2 separate regions of the Mus musculus genome follow, and region 1 is linked to region 2. The links are chromatin loops, found by intact Hi-C in ENCODE. Cell type or tissue: left cerebral cortex. All regions are shown on one strand. Links, peaks and the distances in the headings refer to the core of each region. The heading gives the core; the rest is flanking DNA.

The links. Peaks named below come from ENCODE experiments on the same cell type or tissue, not always from the same donor. Only the 100,000 strongest peaks of a DNase experiment are listed, where the experiment ranks them.
Region 1: it touches region 2 in a loop (2.3-fold over the local background); 2 of 42 quality-filtered maps call a loop at or near these places.

Annotation. Positions count from the first base shown.
Region 1 is chr1:180,724,866-180,727,766 of GRCm38, forward strand. Acbd3 (acyl-Coenzyme A binding domain containing 3) reads left to right here and starts at 1,178. Exons shown (of 8, transcript NM_133225.3): 1 at 1,178-1,513. The coding sequence starts at 1,237. In left cerebral cortex, for the core only: a CTCF peak has its summit at 1,156; DNase peaks (open chromatin) are centred at 1,158 and 1,604; H3K4me3 peaks cover 2,156 bases; H3K27ac peaks cover 1,388 bases.
Region 2 is chr1:180,639,426-180,642,326 of GRCm38, forward strand. It overlaps Lin9 (lin-9 homolog (C. elegans)), which reads left to right and starts at 1,725. Exons shown (of 15, transcript NM_001103182.2): 1 at 1,725-1,972. The coding sequence starts at 1,894. In left cerebral cortex, for the core only: a CTCF peak has its summit at 1,614; DNase peaks (open chromatin) are centred at 1,308 and 1,910; H3K4me3 peaks cover 1,762 bases; H3K27ac peaks cover 644 bases.

The DNA of each region.
Region 1 (2,901 bases), core at 138-2,637, 85 kb after region 2:
AGCAGCCTGGCCATACTATTGTGCTCTGGCACGGACTCACCTCCTGGACCATGATGCCGAGGGGTAGGACACGACTACTGTCCTTTGTATTTTCCATAGTATATGATATACAAGGTAGTCCTTAAATCATGTTGAGCTGAACTGATACTGTATGTAATTGAAGTGTGCTTTCATCCATTCATTCAGCTCAATGAAAGAGCCCTAAGCTGGAGTGCTTGCCCAGTGTATGCATGAAAATCTTACAATTTTTCACTTTTAATGAATTGGAAGACTCTGCTACGGAACCAAAAATCCCAGAATACAGCACTCGAGAACAGAGGGAGGTGGGTTTCTATGAGTTTGAGGCTAGTCTGGTCTGACCTTCATAGTGACAGGACAGCCAGGGCTATGTAGCTTACAACCATGTCTCAAAAAAAACAAAAGCAAACAGAAAGGAGAGTGCTATGTACTCTGGCTGTTTCTCCTTAACTACCTCCTACTTTCTTATACCCGACACTGCAGAGATTCTGTCTTCTGGTCCTACACTTTCGTGGCATGGATAGCTGAATTGGCCTCATGCTGTCCTTATTGCTAGTCCTGATGGCTTGCACATGTAGTCAAAGCCCTCGGGAGATTAAGGCAGGAGGACCAAGGGCAACCTGAGCTAACGAGTGAGTTCAAAGTCAGCCTGAGCTACATAGCAAAAAATAAAATAGTCAACCGTTCCCTCCCTTAGGAGAACGAACATAAATTAAGGGAGAGGACAAACACTGCAGGGGACGAAAGCCTGATTTCTACTTTAAAATGAAGACGGCAGTTGCTCTGACCGTCTGGCAGTTGCAAGAGACTCCGTAACTGGCCTGCAACTTCCCAACAGCGACTCTGCACAGATGTCTCTGCAGTTGTCCCCTGCAGGGTCGGACGCGACCAGCAGCCACCCCCAACACCGCTGCTTGGGGTTCACCTCACACACCCCCGACCAACGCGGACCGCCACGAACCCCACGGGACGTCCCGGCTCCCTGGGACGGCCACGGCGGTGGGGTGAGCCTCTCTCCGAGAGGGGCGTGAGGTCCCCAGCAAGCCGAGGGCACGGGAGGGCGTGGCCCACACGCTCGGGGGCGGGGCACCCGGCGCTTTCAAACCCCAGCCGCCTTGGCGGCGGAAGTTCCGGTGTCGGCGAGCGGAGGTGAGAGGTCAGCAGGAAGTCGATACGTGGCCGCCGCCTGTCCCCGCCGAGGAGGCGCTGCGAGCGGAGATGGCGGCGCAGCTGAACGTAGAGCAGCTCGAGGTGTCGCTCGACGGTCTCACGCTGAGCCCGGACTCGGAGGAGAGGCCCGGCGCGGAGGGGGCCCCGCCGCAGACGCCGCCGTCCTCGGCCCCGGGGAATGGACTGGGCTCCGGCGCCTCGGGGCAGCAGCGGGAGCCCGGGGAGGCGGCGGCTGAGGGCGCGGCCGAGGAGGCGCGGCGGATGGAGCAGCACTGGGGCTTTGGCCTGGAGGAGCTTTACGGCCTGGCGCTGCGCTTCTACAAAAGTGAGCGGGTCACTCGCCCCTGCGGGACTGCGGGCCGGCCATGCCTGCCCCACCCACCCGAGCTAGGCCGGGGTGACCGGAGCGCCGGTCCGTCCTTGGTGGCACCGAGAGTTTGTCACTGCCGGTCCGGCCCCTGGTCACACCCCTGAGAGACCTAGAACCCTGGTTTAGCAGCCCGTGTCGCCTAGTTGCTGGGGCGTTCCACCTGGTTTAAGTTTTCTGGTTTCCACGAGCTAGAGTGGACAGGAGCGCGCGCTCCCCGGGGCTCCTATTCTGGGATGGATTTCGCCTTTTTGTTATGTATCGGTTTTTCACGGCTCACGACAACATCGAAGCGATTTTTAAAGAGAGAAAAAAAAACTATCTTAGTGGAAGAAAATTGTATTGGGTCCCACACATCCCTTTTCTAGCCTTGTAAACCGTGAGCGTGTGTGGGACATGATCATTAGGCGATAGGGATGTGGCGAAGGATGAAGTAAAATACTAAGTTCATTTATTCCCTTTTGCCTGAGTGAGTAAGTGATGGCCACTGTGTTCTAGTAACTTCTAAGTGGCTAGGAAATTCTACCATGGAAGTGAATGATGAAGACTAAAGCGCGAAGTTCTCGTTCTCTCTCTCTCTCTCTCTCTCTCTCTCTCTCTCTCTACTGTTTCTTAAAACAAAATTGTGATGTGCGGTGATTTCCTGCCTTTTTTCTTCTCTAGTTAATACTGGAGGTAACAGTCACAAGATTTGGTCAGTGGGAAAGAGCTTGACTCATAGTCTGATTCTTAAAGGCTATTTAGGTTCTTGCGTGGGAAAACAAAGCAAGATAAGGGCAAATGAAACTTTAAAGGGGTTGCTAGGTTCCACCTGCATTCTAGAACCCCATATTTATGACAAGCTTCCCAGAGTTAGGGCTTTCGGATTGCCTAGTTCACCAGCTAAAGTTGAGTTGTTCACTGTAGTGACCCGTGTGAAGGTAGTTTTATTTTTAAATCAACTTTCATTGTGCAAACTAGGTGAGATTCTATGAAACTTTCCAGAACAATAAATGGTTACTCTAAATTCATAGTATTTTAAAGTTTACCCTTGAGCTGTTCTTTGCCATGGCTGGAGGAGTTCAGCCTTTCCTGTGTGGTAATGAGTTTAGGATCACTTTAACTCTTGAGTCGCCGATTTGATTTTAGAGTTTGTCGTAAATAAATGCGAATCCACTGGTTTCTGTACAGTTCACATAGCAGTGCTTGCCCTTAAAAGTTAATTTTTGGAACTTGCATTTTAATAACATAAGCTGCAAGAAACAGGGACAAACCAACTTTAACTCTCTCTCTCTTTTTTATTTTTTAAGAATTTTTAATTTTTGTGAGTGAGTGAGTGTGTATGTATCAGTGTCAATGTGGGTCCC
Region 2 (2,901 bases), core at 166-2,665:
TCACAAGGTACCTTGTCTCAGAAGCATAAATGGATTAACACATGCTGTTACATTAGAGAGAAACCAAGGTAGTGAAAAATGTATGAAAACTGCCTCTGAGTAAAATCTGACTTGCTCTGATCTGACAACACCTGTCTACTAGGTTTCACCATTCTTGCCTCTCTCTTCTCTCTCAGCTTCCTCCATGTTGATTGCTGCTCTTTTATTCTCAGAGAGTTAAATTATGCCCGATCTCATTTTCAAATTGATGAAGACACCCAAGTCCCAAGCAGGACCAGTTTCCTGTTACGAGGCAGGCTGGTCTGAATGTGTTCAGAAGGCTCAGGGGGGGTTAGATTCTCTCAGAAGGCTAGGTTACTTTGTTACAACGTTTTACTTCCCGCCCACCTCCTCCCCCACTTACCCTGGGCCCAGAAGGGCCAGCACCCATGTGCTTCTCTTGCTCGCACTAGTCTTTCCCCTCACCTCTCGAAAGGTGGATTTTCCATCCTGCCCCTCCCTCCACCCCAGATTCAGCGGTACTCCCTACTGTCTATAAACTGGAGGCTGTAGCAGCAAACAGCTGGCTGCAAGGAGCCATTATAAGTTCTTTCCACTCATTAAGCAAGAGTGGAATTTTTGCCTGCATTTTACTGAGGAGAAGTTGAAGCACAAGTATTAAGCTTGCCTGGGACTGATACAAGTAGCAGCCCAAGTTGCACCCTTAACTTTCACAGCCTGCTGCCCTTTTCCTGAGCCTGAAGTCTTCCACTCTATTGCTCGCCCAAGAGTCTCATCTTGTCTTTCTCCAACCTGTGCCTCACATTCTTGAATGTGTTCTAGAAAAGAAATGAAAGCCTGCCCTTCGTACTACTTAAGACCTCGCTTTATTCTTTTTACCAAGCCCAACTTAGCCTGGGCTGGCCTGTCTAGATCTGCTCTCACCTCACTGAACCATCTTTAAACTTTTTAGTTTGTGGAAGTCACTCATCCACTCGTTTTTGTTTTGTTTTAAATTCTCCATTCGCCGACTACCCCCTCCTCATAAATCCCTGGAGAATAGACCCACCCCGGAGATCAACCACGCTTGTAAAAATAGTAGTTGAAAAGCCACCGTGGTTTAAATACTAGAAAGTGTTACAGATGGGAACCGTGAAATCTTTCCCGGCTTCTTTCAGCAAGGGAGGAATCCCCATCCAGTTTCATTACACTTGGCTAGTGTCACTTGTGTCTTCCCCAAGCATCCTTAGTCACTGTGAGGCTCCCAGCTCACTACCGGTCTCGGGTGGAGCGCATTAGAGAAAGAAAGCAGGACAGTTCACTAGCCCTCGGCCTACACCAACTTGGTGACCTCTCAAGGTCTCGTCCCGGCCGCTCGCAGCTCAGGTTCCGGCCCGGGCCGCCCGGACCCCGCGTCCGTGACCTGCAGGCGAAGCGGACGCCGCGGCCCGGGCACTCGGTGGGGGGGAAGGGCAGGGGCCGGGGCGCCGGAGAAACGCGATCTGGGGAGCCGAGTCCACGTTACTTTGGGCAGAGCCCCCTCCGTGCCAAGCGACCAGGAACCCAGGTCTCGTCCGCCGCGCCACCGGCCCGGGCCTGCGTCCCGCTCCCCTCGGGAACCGGCCTGCAGTTCCCGCAGCCGCAGCGCGGGCCGCGCGCCGGGAGCGAGCGCAGGCGAGGGGGGCGGCGCGGGCGGGCGCATCGGTGCTGGCGCCGCGCCCCCCGCGCTCGGCCCTACCGGGCCTCTCGGCGAGGCGTCCCCTGTCCTCCTCCGGGCCCGGCCCGGGGTGCGGGCGAGGCCCCGAGGCCCCCTCCCGCCGGGCTCGGGCGGAGCCGGACGGCCTGGCGGGAGCAGGCGCCGCGGGCCGCGAGCTCCTCATTCGAACCTCCCTCGCAGACAGTCTCCGCCCCACAATGCACCGGGGCGGGCAGCCTTTGAAAAAGCGGCGCGGCTCGTTCAAGATGGCGGAGCTCGACCAGTTGCCTGACGAGAGTAAGTAGCGTCTCAGAGCAGCCCTCCTTCCCGCCGGTTGCCCGTCCCGGGGTCGCACCGGCCGAGTCCGGTTGCCGGGCAGGTGGGATGGCCGCCAGCCCACCGCAGTCCCCGGCCTTCCTCCTCAGGCGCTGCCGCCGCGTCGCCGCCTTTGTTATGGTGTCTTGTGTGTCTGTTTCTGGGGTTGTGCGAGCGCCAGCGCCGGAAACCGAAAGCCCGGGAGTCCAGCCTGTCCTGACGGAGTCGGCGGCTGCTCTCCCGGAGCGACTGCTGTCGCCGGCCGGGGTGGGCGAAGAGCGGCCCCCCAGTTGCGGGCGCCGTCCTCCTCGCCCGCCCGGTTATGTAACTCGCCGGCCGGGGGCCGGGAGGGCTCGGGCTGGGCACCGGGGACACAGCCCCTCTTGGTGCCCCGGGCCTCCGATCTGATCCTCTGACGGCTCCTGCTTCTGCAGGCACTTGTGATCGCTCCCCCCGACCCCCCGCGTCCATCCTGGAAGTGTTTTCTTCCGTGTCACACAGGCTTGGCCCCTTCCCCTGGGACTACAGGTGGCCCTGGACCTTTCCGGAGATGATCCAGCCGGGATACAGTGCCGAGGTAGCCCCATTCCCAGTCTCCCTCCTGAGTGGATGTGTCTCTAGACTGTGGGGTGGGCATTACACACGGATGTGAGCACCGCAGCCCATATAAGTATGTTATTCTGCCTGACACCCACCCCTGTTCACTGCCTCACTTCTCCTTCTATACTCACAACCTCTGAGACGGATGTTCACCTGTCCGCAGACAGTAAAGCCAGCTACTCTGCGACCTAAGGACAAGGGAACAATTTTGTAATTTTCATATTGCACACATTATTAAAAGGCATTTTAGTTACAAAATGGTCTTGAAGCAACACGTACTCTGTGGTGTGTATTTGTAGCCCTTGGTCAAC